Linked DNA regions of Homo sapiens: regions 1, 2 and 3 are each linked to region 4. Evidence: chromatin contacts called from ENCODE Hi-C or POLR2A ChIA-PET data. All regions are on one chromosome and are shown on one strand. Each heading gives the region's core, a stretch centred on a gene start or an enhancer-like site at or near the end of the contact. The rest is flanking DNA. Distances are from core to core; before and after follow the strand shown.

The links. Hi-C counts contacts between places; a loop is a spot of excess contacts on that map. ChIA-PET counts read pairs that join two places held with the same protein, here RNA polymerase II (POLR2A). Pooled maps may share reads with other maps.
Region 1: a pooled map shows a loop between it and region 4 (4-fold over the local background). The contact joins the promoter of DNAL4 here to the enhancer-like site in region 4. A Hi-C loop is called at or near these places in 1 of 50 pooled maps. POLR2A ChIA-PET finds 5 or more read pairs at or near these places in 3 of 52 experiments (H1, Panc1 and activated CD4-positive, alpha-beta T cell).
Region 2: a pooled map shows a loop between it and region 4 (4-fold over the local background). The contact joins the promoter of JOSD1 here to the enhancer-like site in region 4. A Hi-C loop is called at or near these places in 3 of 37 single-sample maps with no recorded cell type and 3 of 50 pooled maps. POLR2A ChIA-PET finds 5 or more read pairs at or near these places in 1 of 52 experiments (activated CD8-positive, alpha-beta memory T cell).
Region 3: a pooled map shows a loop between it and region 4 (7-fold over the local background). The contact joins two enhancer-like sites. A Hi-C loop is called at or near these places in 2 of 50 pooled maps.

The regions. Positions count from the first base shown.
Region 1 is chr22:38,792,462-38,795,677 of GRCh38, forward strand. DNAL4 (dynein axonemal light chain 4) reads right to left here and starts at 1,682. Exons shown (of 4, transcript NM_005740.3): 1 at 1,607-1,682. RefSeq lists a silencer at 1,424-1,873.
Region 2 is chr22:38,699,036-38,702,330 of GRCh38, forward strand. JOSD1 (Josephin domain containing 1) reads right to left here and starts at 1,908. Exons shown (of 5, transcript NM_001360236.2): 1 at 1,765-1,908; 2 at 768-1,583. The coding sequence starts at 952. RefSeq lists a silencer at 1,415-2,374.
Region 3 is chr22:40,435,012-40,438,411 of GRCh38, forward strand. It overlaps MRTFA (myocardin related transcription factor A), which reads right to left. Exons shown (of 15, transcript NM_020831.6): 5 at 488-543. Among named protein-coding and RNA genes, the nearest start is that of SGSM3, 66 kb to the left of the region's middle. RefSeq lists enhancers at 1,280-1,339, 1,600-1,729, 1,850-1,899, 1,970-2,019. Within about 2 kb of position 1,645, at least 22 of the 41 ENCODE cell types and tissues checked have a DNase peak (open chromatin) inside an H3K27ac peak, as active enhancers do.
Region 4 is chr22:39,444,239-39,447,641 of GRCh38, forward strand. No RefSeq gene overlaps it. Among named protein-coding and RNA genes, the nearest start is that of MGAT3, 11 kb to the right of the region's middle. RefSeq lists enhancers at 2,727-2,776, 3,007-3,196. Within about 2 kb of position 2,028, at least 9 of the 41 ENCODE cell types and tissues checked have a DNase peak (open chromatin) inside an H3K27ac peak, as active enhancers do.

The DNA of each region.
Region 1 (3,216 bases), core at 432-2,931, 650 kb before region 4:
TTAGTAGGGACAGGTTTTACCATGTTGGCCAGGCTAGTCTCAAACTCTTGACCTCAGGTGATCTGCCTGTGTCGGCCTCCCGAAGTGCTGGGATTAATAGGCGTGAGCCACCGCTCCTGGCCTTTATTTTTTATTTTTAACATTTTTAACTTTTTTGTTAAAACTCAGACACAGATACACTAGCCTAAGCCTACACAGGGTCAGGATGCTTAGTGTCACTATCTTCCACTACCACATCTTGTCCCGCTGGACGGTCTTCAGGGCAATAACACGCATGGAGCTGTCATCTCCTATGATAACAAAGCCTTTTGCTTGAATACCTCCTGAAGGACCTATCTAAGACTGTTTACGGTTAAATTTTATTTTCTTATAAGTAGGAGGAGTGTACACTGTAAAATAACAATAAAAGTGTAGGATAGTAAACACATAAACAAGTAACAGTCATTTATTACCATTATCAAGTATGATGTCCTGTACACAATTGTATGTGCTATATTTTATATGACTGGCAGCACTGTAGGTTTGCTTACACCAGCATCACCACACACGTGAGTCATGCATTTTGCTTTGACATTACGATAGCTATGTAACTAGGTGATAGAAATTTGTCAGCTCCATTATAACCTTAGGGCACCACCGTGGTATCTGTGGTCTTTCTTGACCAAAACGTTGTTATATGGTACATGACTGTATTTCAATCTCCATCTGTCCCCTCCCCACCCCTAAGTAACCCTAACCATGGAAGCCCAGGAGGAAGATCAGAGAGGGTCAACTGGAGAAATGACAGTTCATGCTGACCGGGTTGATAACATTTCCCAGAGAGGGAAAATGTGGTGAAGAGACAAAGGAAAGAAACTAACAAATACTGAATCTATACTGGACTGGACTCTGTACTTCATATTAGCCTCAGAATTACCAAAGGAGATGCACCGACGTATACTGATTTTACATATGCACTGATTAAAAGCGCAGGGAGGGTAGGTCTTGAGACTGGGAATCCAAATTAGGTTTGCCAAGTTATTTTCACAATACACGATACCTCCCATTGGGGAGCACATCCTCTCGGAAGCCTAAAGTTGGGTCAAAGAACAACGACATCCTAGAACGTCAGAGTGGAAGAGGCCTTAGAGATCACTCAACTCAACTTCTCATTTACAGATGGGGAAACTGAGGCCCAAACAGGGGAAATGACCAGCCCAGAATCCCAGTAAGTCGCCAACTCTCCAAGCCAAGAGCGGTCTGACCTAGTTGATGGCGACCCCGCGGGAGAGGGAATTACTCCGCGAAAGGTCGAGGGATCAAGGTGCTGGGGGAAGTCGGCTAAAGGGGGACGCGGGACCACGAAGCTGGGCAGGCCTTGGGTGGGTGGGGAAGAGCAGCCGGCAGAGTCGCGATGGCAAACCTGTCACGACAGAGCTCGCAGGTCCCGAAGTGGGGGTGAGGGTGGGGGTTGAGGATGGGAAGACCTGGGGCAGGGGAACAGCAGGCAGGAGACCGAGGTGGGGCCTCGGCGGCGGGCGAGGCCTCTTCCGCCCTGCGTTGCCTCCCGCCCTCCCTCCGGGCCGGCCCTCCCCGCCTGGCTGCCCGCCGCGCCCCGGGGCCTCACCTGCTCCTGCGGGGGCCGGAGCCGGGGCCGCAGCCAGCGAACCCCCGCCAGGGTTGTCAAGGAGCGAAACAAGAGTGTCTTAGCAACCAGCAAGGAAGTCCTGCCCCCTCACCGGACGTTGACGAGAATTTCACTTATTATTGGTGGATAAAAGTATCAATCAGAGTGAAAGGCCCTTATAAGTCAGGCGTTTGCAAGGACAGGGGCGTGGTTTAGAGGCCAGGGAGGCGGGACTTCACTTATAGTTGTCTTAAGCGTGCCCGAGGAGCAGGGGACACATTGAAGTTCTTTTTCTAGGGAAACAAACTTCGAAAAGCAGTACTGCCTTGGGAGGTTCTTTTAGTCACTTGAAATAACAAATGCAACTTGTTGGTGTCGTGACACTTAGCCACTACTTTATTGGGATCTGAAAAGCCTGATAATAACTAGCATTTTTGTAGGGCTGTACAATTAATATCTCACTTGATTCTCATTACAGTACTTTTAGGTGATAATATTCGTCATCCCATCTGAACTAAAGTTCAGAGAGGTTAAGTAACTTGGTAAAGGATGGAGGTAATCTCCCTGGAGAAGGAACCCAGGGGCTCCTTCCTCTGTGCCACACCCTTGTATGGTCACCTAGCTCTAGTCACTAGGAGACATTTGTACCACCTAATTTCAGACACAGTTGCCCAGAGCCTGCCTTTTCTTCCCCTTGGGAGGGAAAATTAATCCGAAAGTACGGAGAAGGAAAAGGGGAAAGGGGAAGAACTGGCGGATTCTATTATTTGATTGGTAGATCAAAGGGTCAGTTGGGTACTTCGTAGTTTAAACCTTTATTATTGTGATGAGTACTTGGGGTGAAACCCCACTGCCACATTTACTAGCATTGAAGCTGTCTTTGCCAAAATTATAACTGAGGAAATTATGACAGTGAAAGAGATCAGACCTAACCCACTCCATCTTGCCTTTCTAGCCTTTAAGCTGTCTTTGTTCATTCCTAGGCATAGGCTGAACGAACCTTGGGAAGGAATTTAGTTTATAGTTTTACTCTGAAACAAAATTGACAATAGCCCTTTCCCAAAAAGGCTCCCTTCCTGCCTTGGGACCAGTCTGCCTTTGTAGGACTAACAAATTAGCTACAACATTAGAAATTATGGTTTAGGGGTCACACAGCAGCCTCTGGCTGCAAGAGTCTGAACCTTCCCAAATTGCTCCTGGGGATAACATCACTATTGTAAAACCTAAGATCAGCGCTTGAGATATTTTGCAGACCCTGCGCTCGATGGATCAGCTGACACCACCCAGACCAGTAATGTGGCTCAAACAGTTCTGTGATCCCACCCAGGAACAGAAGACAGCAAGAAAACCTCACTTCGACCCCCTCAGTATTCCATCTTCGACTTAATCAATCAACACTCCTCGCTTGCCAAGCCCCTACCCACAAAATTATCTTTAAAACCTCTGATCCCTGAATGCTTGGGTAGCATATTCAACTGCCTCCTAGCCATGTGCACCAGAATGTTCCACAAGCCCTTCAAACTCAGTGTGTCCCAAACTGAATTGATCATCTCCCTCCAATCTGCTCTTCCTGCATTCCCCATTCCAGTAAATGGCACCACCCCCGACCC
Region 2 (3,295 bases), core at 658-3,157, 750 kb before region 4:
GTACTTGGCCAAAACCTGAACCTCTATTAACCTGTGGGGTGGCATTTGTTCTAAGTGGGTAAGAAAGGCCATCTAGAATAAAGGAGAAAGAAGAGATCTGGAGTCAACTTCAAATTATAGCTTTGCTATTTAGAAGCTATTTGGACATATTACCTGACCTTTCTGCCTATCAGCATAATACAGGCAGTGAAATGACTGTTGGGAGAGCTTCACAAAGCAATGTACGAACAGCACTACTGCCAGCACATGGCCTCACAGAAAAGCTGAGCATTGTTTATACATCTTGCTTGTGGTACCCACCACATTCCACCTTTAAAGACAGGTGACTGAACGTGTACGTATCTAGTCCCACTTCTAGACTGTAAACTCCTCGGCAGCAGAGCTTTACAGGCATTATAGCATAGTGGTCAACAGCATAGATATAAGAATTCAACCCCAGCTCCAAGTCTTGTTATCTTGGGCGAGGTACTGAACTAAATGTGTCTTCATCAGTAAAATGGAAATAACATCACATATTAACACGTATTCCACGGGACTGTTGAAGATCACTCAAGAAAACACAGCTGAGGCTATGAGTACTTTCCTAGCCCACCGTAAGTGCCTGATAAATGGTAGTGATTATCTTTTCATGTCTTGTGTCCCTTATACCTGCTAACGCAATCTAGCTAATACCTACAGCTTTGAAGGTTTATGAAGCTGAGACACTGCCCCACCCACAGAAATCCAGAAATATCAGTATCAAGATGCCAAGGAGAAGGGTCCCCTACCTCTGGAAAATCTCTTGCAGCGTATCCCGGGTGAAGGCATTGCTGTCCTGGAAGACGTTATTGAGGGCGTGGAGGGCACAAAGCTCCCTGCGCTGTTTCTCATGGTAGATTTGTGGGGGTGCTGCCTGGGGCAGCTCCAATGATTCAGATTTGGCCTTGTCTCCTTTCCATGGCACACAACTCATGTTTTTTGTTTTAGGTTCCAGAGATGGCTATAAACACCCCACTCTTCCCTCTAGAGGAAGAATGTAAGCTTCTCAGTCTTTTCCGGATTCCTGAGGTCCACCTTATTCTCTGGTGTCCATGATTTATGCTTTGTCACTGGGAGAAAAGATTGGAATCAAAAGGAAAAAAATAAAACCCACCTCTTCTCTCTTCTCAATAGAAAAATAACTTTTGGATTACTTTTATTTTGCTACCACTGTCAAAGTGCAGAATTTAAAAAAACACATAAAATGTAAGACCTTGTTTCCGTTTCCCCACCCTTCCCTCCCACCCCCCTCCAAAATCCCCACGATTTTCTTGCTGTTTCCCTCTGCAAATGCCAGGCCTCAAAGCAGGAGGACCGAACACAATCGGTCACATCGCTCCTTTTCTTCCATTTCTTTTGAACCACGACGCCAATGACTCGGGAGACAAGGCCTGGGTGACGGATAAATTTAGCGCACGAGTCGAGTAGCTAGCGCGGGCCGGCAGGCGTGGGACCGCGAGCCGCGCGGGGGCCTCGGGGGCAGCCCTCCATCCCCTCGGGTACGGTGGGGCCCGCAGGGCGCGGCTCCCTCGGAAGGCGCGGATTCTAGCCCTCTGGCCGCGGCCCTGCGGAGGAGGAGACAACTCCGGTCAGCGGCGAGCGGGCGCGGGAAGTGAGCGGCGGGGCCGGCCCCTGCCCGAGGGAAGGTTCCGCGCGGCGAAGGGCTGGCCCGCGAGGGGTGGGGCCGGACAGTCAGCCTCGCGCTCCCGGGCCCGCGCCCACCCGGCTCGCAGCCCCTACACAAACCTCCCCGCCCGTCACGTGAGCGCAGGCCCAGACGCCCTCCCGCCGCGCCCCCGGCCGCAGACCCCAGGGCCGCCGGGACTGCTCGCCGCTGGCGGTCCCCTCACCGCAGCCGGCCGCCACCTGGAGTGCGCGCCGCCAACTGGGCCGTGCGGGCGGGCGCGCGCACCTGAGCCCGACGTCAGCGGCCCCCGCCCGGCGCGTGCTCCGGAAACGCCCTCCCGCGCCGTCCTCACTCCTCCCAGCCGTGGCGTCACGCCTGACGTAAGTCTGACGTCATCGGCACCGGCCTGGGAGCCGCAGACGCCGGGCGTGTAGGGGCGCAGTTCAACGGTTGGGGTGTTGCAAAGGCCGTGGGTGTGGGGCTGCGGGCTGCGCACCTCGGCGGCGGCCGGCAGGGTTGGGGTCCAGCCGCTCCGCTCGGCGCGGCCCCTGGCGGGGCGGCCTGAGGGAGTCCTACCTGGACGCCAGCCTGCCCTTCTCCCGGGCGTGGGCGTTGTTTCGGGGCGGCAGCCAGGCCAGCGGCTGCAGTCCGCGGCTTTCAGCACCCCTCCCTTCTCTGTGCCGGGCTTTTCGGCCGAACGTTCTCGCTCCTTCTGCGTTGACTGTTTTATGTGTGGTTAACGCGCGGCTCACCAGGGGGGATTTTGAAGCACCTGATTCGGTCGGGCGCAAATTGCCTTGGTTAGTGGGCCCGACCGTGCCGCACTGTCCAGGGAGCGTCAAGGGTAGGTGTCTCGCTGGGAGTCACATTTCAAGTGGAAAGGAGAATCCTGTTGCAGTTCCTTGGTGTCGCATTTCGGTTCACTACACACAAGCCACTGCCTTCTTGCCTGGGGGCTCCCCGCTCTTCTCACGGTGGCTTTCCTCTCTGCAGAGACCTCTGCGCGAGGTATACCTAAGCGCATTGTGTGCGTCTTCGGGAAAAGGCGAAAACTACTCGCAGTCCCACGTGGATTTCATTTTTTCCCCTTTACCTACTCTTAGGGTGCGTGGTAGGCATCATTATCCACCTTAGCTGCCCTTCTTTTGGGTTTTCTGTAAAACTGGAAAAACGAGAAGAAACTGTTGCACTTCAAATTTAGTTGTTTTGTTTTGTTTTTTGGAGACGGAGTTTCGCTCTTGTTGCCCAGACTGGAGTGCAATGGCATGATCTCCGCTCACCGCAACGTCCGCCTCCCGGGTTCAAGCAATTCTCCTGCCTCAGCCTCCCGAGTAGCTGGGATTGCAGGCATGCGCCACCACGCCCGGCTAATTTTGTGTGTTTAGTAGAGGGGTTTCTTCATGTTGGTCAGGCTGGTCTCGAACTCCCGACCTCAGGTGATCCACCCGCCTTGGCCTCCCAAGGTGTTGGGATTACAGAAGTGAGCCACCGTGCCCGGCCTTTTTTTTTTTTTTTTTTTTTAAGATGGAGTTTAACTTTTGTCGCCCAGGCTGAATTGCAACGGGGCGATCTCGGCTTACTGCAACCTTCACCTCCTGGACTCAAGCGATTCTCATGTCTCAGCCTCCCGCGTAGCTGGGATTACAGGCT
Region 3 (3,400 bases), core at 395-2,894, 990 kb after region 4:
TGGATACCACCTACTCTGGGCAGATGGAGACCAAGAAGGTTTCCTGCCCCTTGGAATGCCCGTCCTGTGAGGTGTGGCCAGTGTAACCCCGGACTTGGGAAGCTTTTCCATTGGCTAATGTTTGTGTCCCAACATCTACAAAACGTTAAGTGGAATTAAAGATGGGGAAATACCAGTGGTCTCCAAAGCACTCCAAAATTCAGGCAAGGAGGATCGGGTGATCATTCCATATCCTTAAATGTACAAAAAGAGAAACCTCATTCCAATCATGTTCCATATAATCACCATGGGAGGTAAATGAGAGAAGGGATGAAGTAGGAGAAGCAGAGCTTTCCATTTAAAACCACAAGGCCAGGGCTGGCCCTAGAGTCTAGCAGGCTCTGGCCTCAGAGTTCTATGGAAAGCTCTAAATGGAAATATAACCAGCAATGCAATGAGCTCTGAAAATGCTCTTTGGGAGTTCTGAGGGGGAAAAAAGGTACCTTACCCTGGCCCGCTCCAAGCTCCTTCTCTGCTCATGAAATGCGGCTGGACTTTTCAAAGCTGTTGAGAGAAGAACCGTAAAGATTACCTTCAAGCGAAGCATCATGTCTAGTGCTACGATATTCAGTGGAGAAGGCATCTTAAATTCATGTTACTGGCTGGGCGTGGTGGCTCACGCCTGTAATCCCAACACTTTGGGAGGCTGAGGCAGGCAGATCACGAGGTCAGGAGATCGAGACCATCCTGGCTAACATGGTGAAACCCTGTCTCTACTAAAAATACAAAAAATTAGCCAGGCGTGGTGGTGGTGGGCGCCTGAAGTCCCAGCTACAAGGGAGGCTGAGGCAGGAGAATGGCGTGAACCTGGGAGGCAGAGCTTGCAGTAAGCCGAGATTGCGCCACTGCACTCTAGCCTGGGCAACAGAGCGAGAAACCGTCCCCCAAAAAAAAAAAAAAAAAATCACATTACTGTTAGTAGTACTATAAATATCAGTTGAAGTGAAGGCAATGACACCTGAGTAAGCATGTATCTTTATGGTTTAGCTACCCCATTCAAACAGTTTTGGTAGAAACCAAAATATGACTCCTAATGGGAACTGTCACTGCCTAAGCTTGGGCTATATAAAGTGCACCCATGGAATGTAACTTTAACAAACACCCTGGCCCATGACTGGACCGTCAGCCGCAAATCCCCCTTCAGCTAGGACTCCAAGAACGCCTGCTAGGCCTCACATTATTCTCAGGACACCTGCACACAGGAAGGGGCACAGATGCATGCCAAATTAACCTTACTTCCTCAACCTCACGAGGAATCATAAAGTGGCCAAACTGTTTCAATGGGACAGTTAAAACCAAAAAGATATATGTCCACTCGGCACTATTTCCTTCTTCACTGCACCTGTTATTTATAGTGCTGCTAAAATTAACTTGAATTTCATCTCTAAGGACTAAAAGAACCCCATGGCAATTGTATGTGAAGGAACACACACAACCGACAGCTGAGACGAAGGGCTCAGCTCTATTCTGGGGATACCACACAAAGACCACAAGTCTCGACTTCTGCAAACAACACTCAGGTGGCAAGACCAAACCAAGAGCCTCCAGAAAGGCTGCACCATGAATGGAAGGTCTGACTCCTTTTGTCAAAAACTTGGCTGTAAGGACAAATAGCAACTTAAGACACTCTGAGGATGAGAGGGAAAGGCCTGACTCACTTCAAGTAGGGAACAGAGGCAATAAGAGAGAAATTTATAAGACTGTGGTCAGTTTCACTTCTCCTGCCCTAGAATTTCCAAAGAGCTGTGAAACTGCGAGCAGAGATAACTTTTGCTAGGCTGCTGGCTGCGGTAGGAGTGCAGGGTTAAGGAGCTGCTAAAAGTAGCAAGAGAGCATAGATAGGACCCTATCCTGCCTGGGCCGTTGTGCTTCTTCCTCCTTCCTCTCCACCCCCAGCGGGGGGCTGGGCCTCAGCAACAGCAGTCCCAGAAGAAAGCTTCAATTGTCCCAGTGGTATTTATTTTTAAAAATTTTTTGTGAATCTTAAGATAAAAAAGAAACTACAGTCTTAAAAGTACTACTGAGATCCCATCTTCTAACAGAAGGGGGAGCTCTAGATTTAACAAATAACATCAAAGAAAAACCAGTACAAGTTACCTCCCCAACCTACCTGGGCACTATCCAGGATTCCCCACTTCTTACATGGGCAGGTCGTGGGCATTTCAGTGGGTAAATAGACACCCCCTGCACCTGCTTCTACTGTGTAACGCTAGCTCAACTCCAAACGTCCTGCTCTGCAGGAACCCGGGTGTGATGCATCACACGTAACCTTGGCTCTTGGAAAGCTTAGCACATGCATGAGACAGTAAGTACAAAGAATCAAGAGAAAACGGACACTGTCCACCCCACCCCAGCTTCCTTTTCTGCCTCATTTTTCTCCGCAGCACTCATCACTGTCTTGACAGTCTTTATATAAATACTACGTATCTGGCTGGGCATGGTGGCTCACGCCTGCAATCCCAGCACTTTGGGAAGCCGAGGTGGGCAGATCATGAGGTAAGGAGTTCGAGACGAGCCTGGCCAACATGGTGAAACCCCGTCTCTACTAAAAATACAAACATTTTTGTACAGGCATGGTAGAGGGTGCCTGTAATCCCAGCTACTCAGGAGACTGAGGCAGGAGAATCACTTGAACTCAGGAGGCAGAGGTTGCAGTGCGCCAAGATAGTGCCACTGCACTCCAGCCTGGGAGACAGAGCAAGACTCCGTCTCAAAAAAAAAAAAAAAAGGCGGAATACTACATACTTTTCTTGTTTACTCTCAGTCTCCCACGTTTACATTTACAACATGTCCCCATCAGAGCACAGCAAGGGTTTTGTCTATTTTTTTAGTCACTCACAGCATTCCCCAAGTGCCTAGAATACCAGGCACACAGTATACCCTCAATAATTATTCACTCGATGAATTAGTGAGTATTCTGTAAGAAACGGACACAAGGTGACTAGTGACAGGAGGACAGGAGGATTCTGCGGCAGAGCTCTAAACTTTCATCTAAACAGCCAGAATTCTGGTTCTCAACCGGGTTCGAAACCTCACAGAAGTTCTGGATAGACAGTCAAGGGATCTGTGTTCTAGTACTGAGTGCTACCAATTACTGCTGGGTGACATGGGTTTTGACTGCTTTCTGGGTCTAATTTTCTTCCAGAGTGAGAATCTGCCCACCTCTCAGAACCCTTGTAAGGAAGAAACACCAGTGAGAGTGCCCTGAACCAAATGGTATATGTGTCGATATATTCAGGTGTTGCTGTCACCAAATGCTGTAATTTGGTTGAATCACTGGCTTGATTCACTTACAGGCCAGCTAGTTTCTGTACCACAGCCAGAGATTCTCTGTCTAAAACCCTGGCTGACTTGCTGCCTC
Region 4 (3,403 bases), core at 778-3,277:
GACGACAACCCCAGAATCCATGAGAATTTTTTTCTTTCTAAGAGCATTAGGATTTGAGTCATGCCATGGTTTGGCTTCTGAATCTGTCTCCCTTGGAGCAGGGTCATCTCTGTGTCTCCGTGGGGACATAGGGCCAGTCTTGAAATTGTTTCCTGAGTGAGTAATGAAGTGAGTGAATGAATGAATGAAGAGCTAGCAGAAGGAGAAATCACTGGGGGGCAGGGTGCAGAAGCAGCAGGAGAATCAGGGAAGTCTTCCAGGAAGAGGCCCAGGCATCCTGGGCCCAGAAGTGGGATCAAGAGTTTGAGGAATAGGAGATGGGGTGGGGATGGGCGTATCTCAGGGTGAGGCACGAGTCCGGGCCTGAAGGGTGCTGAGGGCCTCTGCCTAGTGATGTCACGCCTGGAACCCAGCCTCTGAGCCCAGCTGTCGGGGCGGGCAGTCTAGGGGCAGCCTTCCCCATCAGACCTCTGGGAGTCAGCCCCACAACTCCCTCCCCATGCCACATCCCAGACAACACCTGGTCCTGCAGGTCTCATCTCCTCTTTCCAGCCTCCCATCTCCACCCCAGCCACCATTACCTCCCCTGTTTCCCAGCGCCTCTGCCAGCTCTCCCCACTGCCAGTCTGGCCCCATCTGATCCATCTCAGACCAGCGACATCCAATCATTCCTCCAGCGAATATGCATCGAGCACTTAGTGTGCGCTCAGCTCTGATTGGGAACCAAAGAAAGGCCCTGCCCAGTGGAGAGACAGACAACAAACAAGGAAACCTAAGCGCGTCCTCTGACAGCCAGCAGCAACACGCGCCAGGGGGATAACAGGAGGAATCTGAGAAGGGATCCACGGGGCGCCTTCTCTGTGCCTTCAGGGCCATGGCTCCAGACCCTCTAGCCTTGTCAGGACTGCTGTGAGCTGTGAGTCTGGTCCTAGCCTGGCCAGCCTGGACCAGGCCACCAGCTCCACATGGCCATCACATTGCATGGCAGCACAGTGTGATCTTGGACGAGTCACTTTCCAGTTCTGAGCATCAGCTTGTCCACCTGTAGGATGAGCTTGGTGGCAAGAACACTGCAGGAATCACCAGGGCCCTGAATCCTCCTAGGAGCTGGAGGGTTGGCCCTGTGAGGAAGGAGTGACTTTCATCCCGACCTGATTTAGAAACAGTCTCTCTCCTGCCAGCTGCAGTCAGTGGGGGCTACGTCATACCCCTCATGAGACGGTGGAAGGCTCAAAAGTGATGTGGTTCATGCTGAGACATGGCCACAGTAAGTGTCCCCACAGCAGCAGCCCTTGTTAGAATCCTGCTGCTCCGTTCCCTGGAGACTTTGTCCAGCCGGGGAGGGTCTGCCTGGATTCAGCCGTCTCCAAGCCTCTAATAGTAGTGAAAACGGCTGGTGTTTCTCCGACACAGCCCCTGGGCCAGTGTCACAAGCACCACTCACAAGGCTCGCTCATCCTGCACCATCACTCCAGACCATGCTGGTGCTTTTACTGTCCCTCTTTGGGGGGATCCAAATCTAGGAAAGGCGATGTAACTCACCCAGACCTCCGGTGGGAGCAGGCCTTGTGCCTGGTCCGCCTGCCATGTCACTGTCTCTGCGGTGTTGGCTGGGGCGGCCCCCTGGCCTCCCTCCCAGGCCCAACGCCTGGCAGGGGTGGCTGGAACAGCTGGGGGAGGCGGCCCCTCTCTTCCCTGTGTGGTCCAGGGCCGCTCTCCCCCTGGATTTCCCTCCATAGCTGCTGACCTCCAAGCTGGAGGAAAAGGACATTGCAAGGCCACTTGAGGCCTAGCCTGGACATTTCCTCATCCTAGTGGGCAAAGCAAGTCACAGGCCTGCCCAGGTTGCAGGGAGGGGAAAATGGTGGACATGCTGCCAGGGCCGGGGAGGGAGGGGACCCTGCAGCCATCTTGGCAGACATCTCCCACCCAAGGACCCCAAGCCTCAGAGCCGTCCTTAACTGCTGGCAGCCTCCAGTGGGGCAGGGCAGCAGAGTGTATGGTGATCCCCATGCTTGCAGAAGAGGCCCAGGAGGCTCGAGGCCCAGCTGGGGGTGAGTAGAGGAGGATAAGCGGGCTCTGGACAGGCCCCAGCGTAACCAAAGGCCATTTCCTCCAGAGGCCCCGGCTCTGTCCCCGTCCCTGAGGGTGTTTTCCCGGGAATGAGCTGGGCCTGCTCCTCCTGCAGGTGATAACACTTGGCCCTGCCTGGGGTTTCCGAAAGGCGGAGGGCGCCACACAGCAGCCGCTCCCTGGCCCCGCCTCGGCCTCACAGACTCTGGAGTGCAGCAAATGTCCCCAGACAGTGATGTTCACTGAGGGTAGCAGGGGGGAAACCAGGGTGGATCTTTCCTCTCCTCCAACCCCTAGAGGCCTCGTGAACCTTTCAGTGGCCTCCCAGCACAGGTGCTGCCACTCATTAGCTGCCTGATCTTGGGAAAGTTAACTTCACTGCTTCATGCCTGTTTCCTTATCTGAAAAATGGGGAGAAAGGAAGGGCAGACACGATTGCTCTGTGCCAGGCCCCGTTCTAAGCACTTTGCATCTAGCAACTCATGCAAGCCTCCCAACAGCCCTGTCAGGCGGGGTCTGTTATGACATTCCTCACTTTACAGATGAGGAAATGAAGGCACAGAGAGGGCAAACAAGTTGCCTGAGGTCACACAGTGAGTCAGTGAATCTCGGAGTTGGGCCCAGGTAGCCCAGGTCTGTCTTGTTAGCTGCCATGCCCAACATCACGGCCTGGCGTGACAATGCAGGATGATGCCAGCCCGTGGTCAGTGATGTGGGTTTGCTTCTGTGGTTATCATCCCCGTGCTCTTTCCGGAGCCCGAACTGCACCTGCTCCGCTAGTGCCTGTGCTCCGCCTCCTATTCCTTCCCTTTTCTATACCATAGTGTGGCTGAGGTTGTTTTAAACCTGAATTTGTTTGAGCCCCTGAGCTTTCTAGTTGCAGTTCATTGCACTTCGCAGAGCAACTGGCAGGAAGTGTGTGTGGTGGCCAGAGCTCTCGCCGCAGATGCAGGCCGTGTTAACGGAGCGCAGGGCAGCCAAGGCAGGTGAGAGACCCTTTGTGTGCATCTATGCAAGTCAGGACATGTCGGGGGAGGGCAAATGGAGAGTAACTGGGATGGAAAGGTCTGGAAACCATGTCATAGGAGGAGGCGCTAAAGAACCTGGGAGGAGGCCGGGCGCGGTGGCTCACACCTGTAATCCCAGCACTTTGGGAGGCCAAGGCAGGCAGATAACGAGGTCAGGAGTTCAAGACCAGCCTGACCAATATGGTGAAACCCTGTCTCTACTAAAAATACAAAAAAAATTAGCTGGGTGTGGAGGCACATGCCTGTAGTCCCAGCTACTTGGGAGGCTGAGGAAGGAGAATCACTTGAATCCGAGAGGCAGA